Linked DNA regions of Homo sapiens: region 2 is linked to region 1. The links are chromatin loops, found by intact Hi-C in ENCODE. Cell type or tissue: Caco-2. All regions are shown on one strand. Region 1 holds the start of LOC101927418 (a long non-coding RNA gene). Region 2 overlaps MIS18BP1 (MIS18 binding protein 1).

Region 1 (8,000 bases):
GTATATATGTGTGTACACACAGTGTATATGTGTGTACACACACAGTGTATATATGTGAGTGTACACACAGTGTATATATGTACACACACAGTGTATATATGTGAGTGTACACACACATAGTGTATATATGTACACACACAGTGTATATATGTGAGTGTACACACACAGTGTATATATGTATGTGTACACACACATAGTGTATATATGTGTGTATACACACACATATATAGTGTATATATGTGTGTATATACACACACATATATAGTGTATTTATGTGTGTGTATATACACACACATATATAGTGCATATATGTGTGTGTATATACACACACATATATAGTGCGTATATGTGTGTGTATATACACACATATATAGTGCGTATATGTGTGTGTATACACACATATATAGTGCGTATATGTGTGTGTATACACACATATATAGTGCGTATATGTGTGTGTATACACATATATAGTGTGTATATGTGTGTGTATATACACACATATATAGTGTGTATATGTGTGTATACACACATATATAGTGTGTATATGTGTGTATACACACACATATATAGTGTGTATATGTGTGAATACACACATATATAGTGTGTATATGTGTGTGTATACACACATATATAGTGTGTATATGTGTGTGTATACACACATATATAGTGTGTATATGTGTGTGTGTATACACACATATATAGTGTGTATGTGTGTGTGTGTACACACATATATAGTGTGTATGTGTGTGTGTGTACACACATATATAGTGTGTATATGTGTGTGTGTGTACACACATATATAGTGTGTATATGTGTGTGTGTGTACACACATATATAGTGTGTATATGTGTGTGTGTGTACACACATATATAGTGTGTATATGTGTGTGTGTGTACACACATATATAGTGTGTATATGTGTGTGTGTGTACACACATATATAGTGTGTATATGTGTGTGTGTACACACATATATAGTGTGTATGTGTGTGTGTGTGTACACACATATATAGTGTGTATGTGTGTGTGTGTGTACACACATATATAGTGTGTGTGTGTGTGTGTACACACATATATAGTGTGTATATGTGTGTGTATATACACACATATATAGTGTGTATATGTGTGTGTATATACACACATATATAGTGTGTATATGTGTATGTATACATGGTGGTATCTTAGTTCATTTGGACTGCTGTAACAAAATACCATAAACTGAGTAGCTTATAAGCAACAGAAATTATTTCCCACAGTTCTGGAGGCTGGGAAGTCCAAGATAAAGGCAGATTTGGTTTCTGGTAAGAACACTTTTTTTCTGGTTCATAGGCGTAATCTTGCTATGCCTTCACATGGTAGTAGGAGTGTGGCATCTCTCTTGGGTCTTTTTTCTAAGGGCACTAATCCCATCCAGGAGGGCTCCACTGTCATGACCTAATTGCCTTGCCCCACCTCCTAATGCCATCATTTTGGGGATGAGAGTTTCAACATATGAATTGTGGGCAGACATAAACACTGAAGACTATGGTAGGGGGATAAACAATTTTGGATAGTATCTGGTGGTTAAATGGTTAAAGATTTTGAACAGGAACAATATGGGATATTTTACCATTTGATGTCTAGGAAACTTTATTCACTTTCTCTTCAAATTTTTGCTTTGCTTTGTTCTTGCATTTTAAACTAATTCATGTATTTAACTTTTTAAAACTATTTTTACATTGTAATTTGTTCTGTGATCTTCATTTCCACAGAAATACCAGCAATGGTTTTCAGCCAACAAACTTGAAATATTTGCATAGAATTTAATTTTCTGCAACAACACTACACACTAATTTGCTGTAATTTCTTAATAAAATATTGAAAGAGGAATCCATAATGGTAATGTTACTGGGTGGGAAGTTCTTAACTGTGAATTGTCCAGGTTCTTGGCGTGTTGAACAAAGAATTGAACAAAATACACAAAGTAACAAAAGAAAGAAACAACAAAAGACAAAGCAACAAAAGAATAGAGTAATGAAAACACAGATTCATTGTAGTGAAAGTACATTCCACAGACTGGGAATGGGCTTCAAGAGGCAGCTCAAGAGTCCCGCTACTGAAATGCTCCCCAAGGTTTTTATAAAGCCAAAAGAACATGGGCAACACCCCTACATAACATTTGGAGGCCTCCAGTTGGTTACACCCTATGAAGGATTGGCCTACGACCAACCAGAGGCTGAAGTGGAGGCTTGCCCTGCAGTCAATCACAGATTGAAGCGGAAACTTCTGTCTTGTTATCACAGGAGCCAAGATGTAGCCTGTATGCTGCCTAATCTTGCCTAGAACTATCTGCGCCTGCTGTTCTTTTGCTTATGCATTAACCCTTGGTTACCCTAATTCCCTATTCTCCTGCCTCAGCAGCTAGCACTTTCATAGTGCTTACTATGTGTCAGGCAGTAAGTGCTATATATAGTAATTCATTTAATCCTCACTACAACCTTATGAGATATATTCTAGTATTATCTCCACTTTACAGTGAGGAAACAAATAGGTTAAGTCACATGCCCAAAGCTACACAGCCCATGACTGAGCCTGGATTTGAATCCAGGCAATCTAACTTCAAAATCCGGATTTAACTGCCATATTCTTGCCTTTCCTCGACAGCCTGAAAACACAATCAATCAAGAACTAATGATAAAAGAGATAATTCATTGATCATATAGCATGATTCACTTAGTCTGCAAATCCAGTCTTTTTCCTGGGTGAAAAAGGACAATCCTAAATTAGGTCTTCTGGCATTTTATAAGCTTGCTGAGGATAAAATTCCTAAGCCTTCTCAAAAAGAGAGCTGAAGGAAGAGGGGGAAATTTCAGAAGCCATGAGGGTTGGGAGGAAATAGGTGAAGAAACCCCAGGGGTCAGTTTACAAATAATATTTTAGCGGGAATGTTGGCAGAGAGCACAGCCAACTTTATCAAACGCATCTTGGTTGTATATTTCCCCCGACTTATGAGTAGGTAGTATCACAGAACAGAAGGAAAATTTGCTCGCATCACCCAAATTATAAAGTAAGTTAATAGCTGGTCGTGGTGGCTCACACCTGTAATCCCAGCACTTTGGAAGGCAAAGGCGGGTAGTTCACTTGAGGTCAGGAGTTTGAAACCAGCCTAGCCAACAGTACAATTTTTGTACTAAAAATACTAAAACACAAAATACAAAATACTAAAAATAAAAAAATTAGCCAGGCATGGTGGCACATGCCTGTAGTCCCAGCTACTCGAGAGGCTGAGGCAGGAGAATGGCTTGAACCCGGGAGGCAGAGGTTGCAGTGAGCTGCGCCATTGCACTCCAGCCTGGGCAACAGAGCGAGACTCTGTCACACATACACACACTAAAAGTAGGTGAATACTTTTAAGGCCAAAAAAGTTCAGGTATTGTTTTCTCTCCAGGTCCTTTACATTCTATGCCGTGGAGCTTCTACCACCTAGTGTTTTTGAAGAATACTGCAGGAGCTGGGAATCAGTCCTTTTCCTTCAGAATTCCAGCGGACATTTACCAAGTGCTTAAAGAAGGCCCGGCGGGGCGCAAGGGCTCACGCCTGTATAATCCCAGCACTTTTTAACGCCGAGGCGGGTGGATCAACTGGAGGCTAGCGTTTCGAGACCAACCTGGCCAACATGGTGAAACCCCATCTCTACTAAAACACAAAAAAATTAGCCAGGCATGGTGGCGAGCCCCTGCAGTCCCAGCTACTCGGAAGGCTTGAGCCCGAAAATTGCTTGAGCGCGGGAGGCGGAGGTTGCAGTGAACCGAGATTGCACCACTGCACTCCAGCCTGGGCCACAGAGCCAGACTCTGTCTCAAAATACTACTACCACTACTACTACTACCACTACTACTACTACTAGTAAAGAAGGCTTATCCCAAGTGACCCTCTCACATATTCCCTATTATCAGAAAGAGAAAAAAATTGAGGTTAATTTGTGTGGATTACTTTAGCTGTGACATATTTTCTTAAAATTTGAAGGTGTTTGAAAATTTTTTATCTTTAAATGTAAGGCTTATAGCATTCTAGTAGAAATAATGGCAGTTAGGCTTTGGGGGTAGAAGAAATAGTACTGTGTCCGGAGTTGGTGGGTTCCTGGTGTTGCTGGTTTCAGGACTGAAGCTGCAAACCTTCATGGTAAGTGTTAGAGCCCATAAAGGCAGCACGGACCCAAAAAGCGAGCAACAGGAAGATTACTGCAAACTGCAAAAAAACAAAATTTCCACAGCCTGGAAGAGGACAAAAACCAGCTGCCTGCTTTTATTCCCTTATCTGACCCCACCCACATCCTGCTGATTGGTCTATTTTACAGAGAGCTGATTGGCCCATTTTACAGAGAGCTGATTGGCCCATTTTACAGAGAGCTGATTGGCCCATTTTGACAGGGTGCTGATTGGTGCGTTTACAAACCTTGAGCGAGACACAGAGTACTGATTGGTGCATTTATAATCCTTTAGCTAGACAAGGAAGTTCTCCAAGTCCCCACTAGATTAGCTAGACACAGAGCACTGATTGGTGCGTTTACAAACTTTGAGCTAGACACAGGGTGCTGATTGGTGCGTTTACAAACCTTGAGATAGACACAAAGTGCTGATTGGTGCATTTACAAACCTTTAGCTAGACATAAAAGTTCTCCAAGTGCCCACCCCACTCAGGAACCCAGCTGGCTTCCCTAGTGGGTCTGGTGTAGGTCCGCTGGCGGAGCTGCCAGCCGGACACACGCCCCACGCCCGCACTTCTCAGCCCTTCCGCGGTCCATGGGTCCGGCCGTCGTGGAGCAGGGGGCGGCGCCCGTCGGGGAGGCTCCAGCCGCGCGGGAGCCAACGGTGAGGGGGCTCAAGCATGGTGGGCTGCAGGTCCCGAGCCTTGCCCTGCGGGGAGGCGGGTGAGGCGCGGCGAGAATTCGATCGCGGCGCGGGCGGGCCTGCCGTGCTGGGGGAGCCGGGGCACCCTCCGCAGCTGCTGGCCCCGGTGCTAAGCCCCTTACTGCTGGTGGCCGGTGGCGCGGCCGGCCGCTCCGAGTGCGGGCCCGCCTAGCCCAGCGCCCACCCGGAACCGGCGCCGGCCCGTGAGCACCGCGTGCAGCACCGGCTCCCGCCCGCGCCTTTCTCTCCACACCTCCCTGCGAGGAGAGGGAGCCGGCTGCGGCCTCGGCCAGTCCCATAGTGGGACCCCTCCAGCGCAGCGGACGGCTGAAGGGGTCCTTGAGCGCGGCCACTGCTTGAGCGCGGCCAGAGTGGACGCCGAGGCCGAGGAGGCGCGGAGAGAGAGCGAGGACTGCTAGCACGTTGTCACCTCTCAGTACTATATAATTGTCTTTGAAATAGTACTCTGTAATTGTAGAGGTAGAGGAAATAGTACTGTATAATTGTCTTTGAAATCACAAGCTGAAGAATCTGTAATCTTTTTCCTTTACAGATCTCCTCCGGGAGTGGTGGGCAGCTACTGTGAAAGGCCTGGTTCAAAAACCTCACAGCGGTTGTTTTCAGAGTTGTCCCTCCTGTGTACTCTCAAAGCCCCAGGTACCTACCCTGCCATAGTATTTCGTTTTATACTGTCATCATTGTTTTACTCATTTTTCTCCCGCTGTAGGCATGTATACTCTTCCAGGGCTGAAAGCATATCTAATTCAAGTAGCAAATGGTAGATACTCAATAAGTATATATTAAATGAATGCTGCAGAGAAAATATGTCTGATATTACCTTGTTCTAGTTTGCAGCCCCCAAATCAAACCTAGCCTGCTTGGGAAAGGATTTTCCTAGCTGGTGGGCCATTTTCTCCAAGCCTTAACCTGGTCTCTTCTTAACTTGAGCTCAGGTCAGCTCTCTTGTGTTTTTTCTCCTTCCCAATCCCTTTCCACTGCCCTAAAATTCTCATATGTTGGGTATGCGGAGATACTTACTGTATCTGCTTCTCTCCTCTTCAAAAACTCTCTCAGATTTTGTCCACCCTGCCCTTAAAGCTAATTACGTTGAGTGTATTTTAATCTTTCTTTGTTACAACTCTGTATTAGGTTAACAGGAAAACAGAAAGTCTATTTGGTTGTATCTATTTGGGGACAATTTATTCCATCCTGGTCTTGCTTCCAAACTTCAGCACCCGGGATACTATGATTAAGATGTAGGTAGAGGATTGTAAAGGAATGATATCCTTTGTAAAATAAAAGAATGAGTTATTGAAGGTTTAAGAAGACAAATGTTTTTGAAAGCAAGTGTCCGGGTGAAAAGAAATGCCTGAACAGGTGGCCACAGCTGTTTTCCTGAGTCTTACTTTCCTCTTGGAGTTTTGTCATGTTAATTATCTCTATCACCACTATGCTGGCCTCCAGGAGTATACACTTCTTCCTTCCAAGCCCTAACTCCTTGGTTCTTGGTTCTCTTCAGTACTGTAGAGCCATGCTAGACTTTCCAAAAAGTCTTTACCAGTGTGAGCCAATCACTGGATTATGTAATCATAATTGTGTAAATTATGGATGGAAGAAATGATGGTGGAGAAGTTATGGATGACCTTTATTTTCTTCTTCAAACTTCTTTTGTATTACTGATTTACATATTATTTTATATTCATATTGCGAAATGAGTGTTTATAAAATTCAAAGATAGGCCGGGCACGCTGGCTTACATGTGTAATCCCAGCACTTTGGGAGGCCGAGGCAGGTGGCTCACCTGAGGTCAGGAGTTTGAGACCAGCCTGGCCAACATGGTGAAACCCCGACTCTACTAAAAATACAAAAATTAGCCGGGCGTGGTGGCACTTACCTGTAATCTCAGCTACTTAGGAGGCTGAGGCAGGAGAATTGCTTGAATCCGGGAGGCGGAGGTTGCAGTGAGCCAAGATCATGCCACTGCACTTCAGCCTGGGCGACAGAGCAAAGCTCCGTCTCAAAAATAAATAGATAATAAATAAAATAAAACTCAAAGATAAAACAAGTAATGAAAATCCATCCAACTTGTATAAATAGCAAGTTTCTGATTCTACTATGGCTAACTTGCCTACGCAGCTAATTTGCTCCCAAAGCTCCTGTTCCATTCCACACCCTTTTTGAGGTTCCTGCCGAAGCAGCTCACCTTTTCATTTTTAAGCAATATTCCTCCTGATACCTTGCAGAAGATCTTATTGAGAAAACAGTGGATAAACAATGGAACTGATTGCTCATTTGAGGATAAATAATCTAATTACATCCTCAGCATATAAAGAAATTATCTAGTTACAGATGGCTTCTTACTAACTTCCTCCCCCTCAGCTACAAGAGATAGAGTAAAAGGCTGTTTTCTCCCCAGGATCAAATTAAATTTGAGGTTAAAGGAGTGTCTTAGTTCATTTGTGCTGCTATAACAAAACACCTGAGATTTGGTAATTTATAAAGAAGAGAAATGTATTTCTTACAGTTCTGGAAGTTGGGAAAATTAAGATGGAGATGCCAGCATCTGATACGGGTTTTCTTGCTGCATTATCACATAGCAGGAGGAAAAAGGGCGAAAGGGTCAAACTCACTCTGTCAAGCCCATTACTGGCTGGGCACGGTGGCTCATGCCTATAATCCCAGCACTTTGGGAGGCTGAGGCAGGAGGATTACTTGAGCCCAGGAGTTTGAGACCAGCCTGGGAAACATACAGAGACCCTGTCTCCACAAAAAATTTTTTAAAATTAAGGGGATTTGGTGGTGCATGTCTGTAGTCCCAGCAACTTGGGAGGTTGAGGTGGGAGGATCACTTGAGCCCAGCAGGTTGAGGCTACAATAAGCCATGATTGTGCCGTGGCACTCCAGCCTGGGTGACACAGTGAAACCCTGTCTCAAAAAAAAAAAAAAAAAAAAGTCCATTTATAAGGGCAATTCATCTCACTCATGAGGGCAAAGCCTCCCCAAACCTCCCCAAACGTCCCAGCTCTCAGTACCACCACCATAGGGATTAAGCTCAATGTAAATTTTGAAAGGGAGACCATCATTCAGACCATAGCGAGGAGGCTGTCCAGGTG
Region 2 (8,000 bases), 300 kb before region 1:
AAAAAAAAAGCCGGGTGCAGTGGCTCACACCTGTAATCCCAACACTTTGGGAGGCCAAGAAGAGTGGATCATGAGGTCAGGAGATCGAGACCATTCTGGCCAACATGGTGAAACCCTGTCTCTACTAAAAATACAAAAATTAGATGGGTGTGGTGGCATGCACCTATAATCCCAGCTACTTGGGAGGCTGAGGCAGGAGAATCACTTGAACCCCATAGGCAGAGGTTGCAGCCACTGCACTCCAGCCTGGCGACAGCAAGACTCCATCTCAAAAAGAGAAAAAAAAATTATTAAGATTAAAGTAATGCAGAAATGTGTGGATAACAGACAATTGGACTATTGAGTATAAAAATTCAAACAGTTGTGTTAGTGAGCTAGACATAAGGGTAATTTTTTCATCTACCAATTTCTTGTCATAAAATTATCTTCAATTTAAAAAGGCTACACAATGCTTTATAAAGTTTAATAACATCATTAACTGGGCCCCCTTTTTGCTTACACTGATTATAGAGGGAAGTCTTTTAAGAGAGCCACCAGAGGCCCTGACAATGTTTTCTTCAAAACGCTATGGTCCACTAGGGGTTGTACCCTTTATCCCACCATCATTTCAGGTTCTATATATGTATATTTTAGCCTAAATGCAATAGTAGCATCATAAAGAACAGAACTGCCGGGCATGGTGGCTCACGCCTGTAATCCCAGCACTTTGGGAGGCCAAGGTGGGCAGATCACCTGAGATCAGGAGTTTGCGACCAGTCTGGCCAACATGGTGAAACCCCGTCTCTACTAAAAATACAAAAATTAGCTGGCATGGTGGTGGGCACCTGTAATCCCAGCTACTGGGGATGCTGAGGTGAGATAATCGCTTGAACCCAGGAGTGGGAGGTTGCAGTGAGCTGAGAAGGCACCATTGCACTCCAGCCTGGGCAACAAGAGCGAAACTCCATCTCAAAAAAATAAAAATGTAAAGAACAGAACTAAAGTAGAAATAGACAGCAACAAATTATATCATTTTCTGTGACATAGTTTGAAGGGGTGGCCTGCCCCTCCACACCTGTGGGCATTTCTCGACAGGTGGGACGACAGACTGGGAAAAGAAAGAGACACAGAGACAAAGTATAGAGAAACAAAAGTGGGCCCAGGGGACCGGCACTCAGCATACAAGGCCCCCTGCTGAGGCCCCGGGCGGCGCCCCTGGTCTCTGAGTTCCCTCAGTATTTATTGATCATTATCTCTACCATCTCAGAGAGGGGGATATGGCAGGACAGTAGGGTAATAGTGGGGAGAGGGTCAGCAGGAAAACATGTAAACAAAGGTCTCTGTGTCATAAACAAGGTTAAGAAAAGGTGCTGTGCCTTGATGTGCACATATAGTGCATTAAAGAGCAGTATTGCCACTAGCATGTCTCACCTCCAGCCTTAAGGCGGTTTTCTCCTATCTCAGTAAATAGAACATACAGTCGGGTTTTACACTGAGATATTCTATTGCCCAGGGACGAGCAGGAGACAGATACCTTCCTCTTATCTCAACTGCAAAGAGGACTTCCTATTTTACTAATTCTCCTCAAAACAGACCCTTTATGGGTGTGGGGCTGGGGGACAGTAAGGTCTTTCCCTTCCCACGAGGCCATATCTCAGGCTATCACATGGGGAGAAACCTTGGACAATACCTGGTTTTCCTAGGCAGAGGTCCCTGTGGCCTTCTGCAGTGTATTGTGTCCCTGGGTACTTGAGATTAGAGAATGGTGATGACTTTTAACAAGCATACTGCCTTCAAGCACTTTTTTAGCAAAGCACATTCTGCATAGCCCTAAATCCATTAAACCTTGAGTCAACACAGCACATGTCTCTGTGAGCACAGGATTGGGGCTAAGGTTACAGATTAACAGCATCTCAAGGCAGAAGAATTTTTTAGTACAGAACAAAATGAAATCTCTTATGTCTACTTCTCTCTGCATAGACACAGTAACAGTCTGATCTCTCTTTCTTTTCCCCACAATGGTTAACACTGCTTGGGTTCCTACTAACGGCTAAGCATAATAGTAAGTGAATTAGAGTTTTGTTTTGTTCTGTTGATACGAAGGGTCAGATTTGTTTGTATATTGTCTATGGCTACTTTCATGCTACGGTGCAGAGTTGAGTAGTTAGGACAGAGACTGGACCACAAAACCTAAAATATTCCCTATCTGATTATTTACAGAAAACATTTGCTGACCTCTGGTCTACATAACCTTCAGAAATAGGTGTTATTATCTCTGTTTTACACAAGAGAAATTAAGTCTTTTAAAGGCTAAGGCTCTGTCCTTGTCCTTGTTCCTTGACCTTAAAATTTCTAACAGACATAGCCTAAACCTGTGCAACCTGCAGACCCCCATCATTCTTGTTTATCTTCTGTCAGGGAGAGCCTCAGCACCTTAGACCTATACAGTGTAGGATGAATCCCTCCTGTTACTGGCAGCAAATCCATACGGGTCTGCAGAAACCACAATTCTTACCTCCTCAGAAGAAACAATTCTGGCCGGGTGTGCTGGCTTATGCCTGTAGTCCCAGCACTTTGGGAGGCCGAGGTAGGAGGATCCCTTGAGCCTAGGAGCTTAAGACCAGCCTGGGCAATATAGGGAGACTCCGTCTCCATTTTTTGTTAAATAATACTTATAAAAATTTTTTAAAAAGAGAATTTGACCAAGGAAACATAAGGCAGAAGGAGAAACTGAGGCAAGTTTTAGTGCAGGAATGAAAGTTTATTAAAACACTTTAAAGCAGGAAGCAAAGGAAAGAAAGTACTCTCAGAAGAGGGCCAAGCAGGTGACTTGAAGCATGGTTTAACTTTGTGACTTGGGGTTTTATATGTTGGCATGCTTCTGGGGGTCTTGTGTTCCTTCTCCCCGGATTCTAACCTTGGGGCGGGCTGTCTGCATGCCCAGTGGCGTGCTAGCACTTGGGAGGGGAGCAAGTTACAGTGTGTTTACTGGATTTATACACAGGCTCACTTGAGGCTTTCTCCCTTACCAGTCGGATGTCCTTAGGAGGTCATATACCAGTTAAACTCCTCCATTTTTCCTCTTAATGCACATGCTTGAGCCCACTTGCCCAGTTTCTGAGATCTTATGAGGAAGCTGCTGATCACCAATTTTAGGTGTTTCTGTTTATTGAGAGATTGCTTTTCCCTGGTGCTGGCTGCGATTAAGTATTATTTTAGAGACACAGTTAACAACCACCTGACCATCACAGGATGGTCGCCTAACAACATTCCTGGTGGGGGGTGGGGAGGCCCTCTCATTCCTTGCTTATCCCTGACTAGTTAACCTGCTGTAACATTCCCACTTCTGCAAGTCACCAGTCAAGGTTAGCTATTTCCAGCTGGAGGAAGCTAACGGTGTTTATGGCCCAGGGGAGTTTAGGCTGTAGATGGCTTGTTTCCAATTTAGTCAGTGGGATGGAGCTGGGAGGAATAGAAAAGATGGAGGAAGAGAGAGAGAGATTAGGGCCCATACACACATTAAGGTTACACACCTACACTGCAAACAAATGGTGCACTGCCTCCAAACAAATCCCCAGTTAAGAGGGCTGGGTAGAGTTCCAAACTCCTTGCCTCAGTTTCAAACGGCCCTCCCCAGGGGACAGTCCAATGTGAGCAAAGCCCTGAGGGTGCCACAAATACAAATGCAAAAAAATGGCCAAATGGTGACACCAACAGCTAAGTCTAAACAGAGCAGAGCCCCAGCAACACCCTAAAAGAGGCAGAGGGAGGCTGGGTGCACATCAGCAGCTCACCTGGTTCCAACATTTGTCGACTTCTTCAAAATGTCACATTCTCTTTGTATCAGTGAAGCTTTGGAAGCAGCAGATGCTGTGACAGAAATAGAAAAGGAGGTTCTGCAAGACAAAGGCACCTTGGCTATTGCTGGAAGCTCCCCTAATGTTCTTACTACAGGGTCAGCTAGCCATGAGCAGCTGGCACTCACAGGTGGCTCCATGGCCCTATCCAACAGAAGATCAGATAGGTGTGTCTGGAGCCTCCTGTGAATACACAGGGCTCCCTGTATGGGCCACCAAAAATTGTAACCAGCAATAGGGGTCCAACTACTTGCCGCTTGTAAAAAGAAGCCAATATAACAAGAGCAAGGTGTGATAGAGTTTTATTATCTGTGCCAGCAAAGGGAAGTGTGGGTGAAATTCCAGAAATTCCAGTCTTCAATTTGTGGAGTGAACATAGGAGTTTTTAAAGAGAGAATGATTTGGAATGCAGGAGAGGAGGGGGTTAGGAGGTGTTAGGTGGCTCAATCTGCTCCAACAGCTTATCTTGAAATATTATTCCATTTGGTGAAGGGGCCAGCACCATCCTGGGCTCAACCAGGTTACAAATTAATTGTAGTAAATCTTGCAGTAAATTTCTAGATGGGAGTGAGTTTTGGCCTTGACTGGGGAGAGAATTCTGGAGGTATCCAGTTTATGCCAGGATCCGGCCCCTGAAGCTTCTAAGGAAATACATGACCAGATAAATGAGCATGGTGTGCACTTAAAAAGCGTCTAGGTAAAAACATGTGCATAAGGCATGGGAGCATAGAATGGGTAAAGAAACGGAGGTTCACATTTTGAGGCTGTATTTCAAGATGAATGGAAACACATGTAGTTTATCTCAAAGTTATATCTTAAAATTGGGGAGAAAGAAAGAAAAAAGTTTTAAAACATGGTTTGAAGCCACGCTACTCGGTTACAGGCTGAATAAAGAGGGTGACAAATCCAGTTTCTCAGAAACATTTAATAGAGACTTTTGAGCAGAAGCCATCTCTTGGGTGGCCTCAAGATGGTGGATTTGGGCACTGTTATCCCCCCAGACCCAGGGTTTATATACCATAGGGAATTTGCCTAAGGGCTGTATTTATGGTAAGTATGTGTTTACGATAACACCAAGGTTGTTTTGACCTAAGGACAAGATTTCCAGTAAGTATATGGAGGTAGAAATCTTAGAGGCATTTCCAGATCCAGGTTTAATCAGAAGTCAGCATGGTGAATTAGCATCTAAAATGGAGTTCCTCTAGCCTCTACTCCTCTACGTACTACTGTTTTTAATTATCTAACTTGGAAAGTTACAAGAAGAACCAACTTATCAGTCCTCCAAAACTATTTTGTGATAATGAGAAAATACCTTTTATGGGGTGCCTGCTGATAATAAATACTTGTTTTCTAGTTGCCAAGTTTCCAGGACAGTGAAGATGATGATGATATTCTGCCAAATATGGACAAAAATCCAACAACTCCATCATCAGTTATCTTTCCATTGGTAAAAACTCCTCAATGTCAGCATGTCAGTCCTGGCATGCTAGGTTCTATAAATAGGTAAATATTCATGCATATGATATGTTAATTCTCTGCATCAGAGTAGTGAGGAACATTTAAACATTTCATGAGGACCATAGATGCCAGTAATGGGAAGAGGCATTATTTAAAAAATCAAGAATGTGTAGTTTCTAGAAGTTAAGGATGGACAAGTTCATCAAATCGGGGTGCTATTCAATAAACAGCATTGTGATATAACCCACATTTACTTCTGGATCAATTCGAAATGGATCAAGGTTTTACTTGTAAAAAACTTTAAAAAAAAAAAACTAAAGAAACCTTGGAGAATTATTTTATAATACCAGATTAGTGATGGTCTTTCTAACTATACTATAAAACCTACAAGCCATTAATGAAAAGATGAATAAAGTCAACTGTGTAAAAATGTTTAACAAATTTTACCTGGTACCAACCACTACAAACAAAAGACAACCTGAGAAAAGAATATATGCAACTTGTCACAGGCAAAAGGCTAATTTCCGTAATATATACAGCATTCCTACAAACTAACAAGGAATGCATTGTTAATTTTTGTGCATTGCTAGTGAGAAGGTAAAGTAGTGCGATCTTTGCAGCAACAATTTGTAAGTATCAAAATTATAAATGCACATGCCCTTTGACTTAGGAATTTTACTTATAGAATTGTGAATGTACAGCTTATTCATTGTAGCATTGTTTAAATGGCAGTACCTCAAAAATCTATCAGTAGGGACTAATTAAATGAACTCTGGTCCATTATATAGTCATAGAAATTAATGAAGAGCCAGGCACAGTGGCTGAAGCCTGTAATCCCAGCACTTTGGGAGGATCACTTGAGCCCAGGAGTTCAAGACCAGCATGGGCAACATAGGAAGACCCCATTTCTACAAAAAAAACCCAAAAATGTTAGCAGGATGCAGTGGGGCAAGCCTGTGGCCCTAGCTACTAGGGAGGCTGATGTAGAAGGATTGCTTGAGTCCCAGAGGTGTAGGCTGCAGTGAGCTGTGATTGCAACAATTGCACTCCATCCTGGGCAACAGAGTGAGATCCTGTCTCAAAAAAAAAAGAAATTAATGAAGATATTTTTTATTGCTATTATGATAAAATGCCTAAGATATATTAAATGAAACAAAGGTAGATGCAGTGAATAATATACTACTGTTTGTGTAAATAGAAGCTATATGTATGTATGCATATATGTATATACTTGTGTGTGTGTGTGTGTGTATAATTGCTTTTATTAGATTAAGTCTTTATAAAAGGATGCATAAGAAACCAAAACATTGGTGATCCTTAGGGAGAACTAAGGTAGCTGGAGGAAGGAGAGGGGGGCTTTTGAATTTTGAACCATGTGAATACAAGAACAATTTGAAACATATAAATAAATAAAATTAAGAAAAAAGTAGGGGTGACTAACAATAAAATGTCACCAAAAAAAGATGGAAAATAGTAAGAATGAGGCCTGAAAATAGGCTATTCCATTTGGCAAGTAAGAGGCCATTGCTGATCTTAGAGCAATTTCCACAGAATGAGAGGCAGAAGCAAGATAATAGTGACTGAGAAAAAAACTATTCAGTACTCTCAGGAAGCTTGCTAAATTGCTAAAATTTTAATTTGCACTTATTGGATAAAAATATAATTTTCCTAGGCATCTAAAAATTATTTTTAGTATTTAGTGCAGGGGAAAGCATACTGAGAATACTATTTTGGACAAATTTTTTGATAAGCACTTTGACCAGTTCATCAAAAGCCTTAAAATATTCATCCGTGGCCGGGCGCGGTAGCTCACACCTGTAATCCCAGCACTTTGGGAGGCTGAGGCCGACGGATCACAAGGTCAGAAGTTCGAGACCAGTCTGGCCAACATAGTGAAACCCCATCTCTACTAAAAATACAAAAAATTAGCCGGATGTGGTGGTGTGTGTCTGTAATCCTAGCTACTCAGAAGGCTGAGGCAGGAGAATCACCTGAACCCGGGAGGCAGAGGTTGCAGTGAGCCGAGATCACGCCATTGCACTCCAGCCTGGGTGACAGTGCGAGACTCCGTCTCCAAAAAAAAAAAAAAAAAAACAACTTCATCCTTTTGGCCGTTGAATTTTATTAGACACTTTAAGGAAATATGAGATTTGGAACACAGATGTTCATCATAAAACATAATACTGAAAGTTTGAGAATGACCAAAACATCCAAAAATAAGGAAAGTTATAAATTAAGATTTATCCATATAATGGAATATGAAACAAATCATGTCTTCAAGAATTTAATGACAGAAAAATGTCCAGTGGATAGTAGTTTTCAAAAGCTAGGAAAACTACATTCAGCATGATCCCAATTTTATGTAACAAATTCGTAAGGAAGGAAATTTCTTAACTTACACATCACCAGCCATTCTTTCTAGGTTGTAGAATGACACCAGTGTGGGTTGTGGGTTTTTGTTTTTTGTTTTGGGGGATATTTTCTGTCCATTTATGTCACTTTTACAATTAAAGAAACACGATAGATTCACTTATGTTATGAATCTATATTGTCTGAAACTTTTTTCTTAAAAAAATGATTTTCTTAGGCTTCTTCACTCTCTCTGACTTTACTAGCTCTAGTAATTGACGTACTTTTCATAACAGTTTTAAGTAATCAAACAGTTATATCACTTCAGAAGTGAAAAACTCTTTGTCTTCAAAGACA

The links. Peaks named below come from ENCODE experiments on the same cell type or tissue, not always from the same donor. Only the 100,000 strongest peaks of a DNase experiment are listed, where the experiment ranks them.
Region 2: it touches region 1 in a loop (5-fold over the local background); 5 of 110 quality-filtered maps call a loop at or near these places.

What each region holds. Positions count from the first base shown.
Region 1 is chr14:44,909,301-44,917,300 of GRCh38, reverse strand. It overlaps LOC101927418 (a long non-coding RNA gene), which reads left to right and starts at 5,384. Exons shown (of 3, transcript NR_110050.1): 1 at 5,384-5,544. In Caco-2, a CTCF peak has its summit at 3,456; no DNase peak of the experiment used is centred here.
Region 2 is chr14:45,207,719-45,215,718 of GRCh38, reverse strand. MIS18BP1 (MIS18 binding protein 1) reads left to right here. Exons shown (of 17, transcript NM_018353.5): 14 at 5,191-5,339. Among named protein-coding and RNA genes, the nearest start is that of MIS18BP1, 41 kb to the left of the region's middle. In Caco-2, no CTCF peak of the experiment used is centred here; DNase peaks (open chromatin) are centred at 1,778 and 3,268.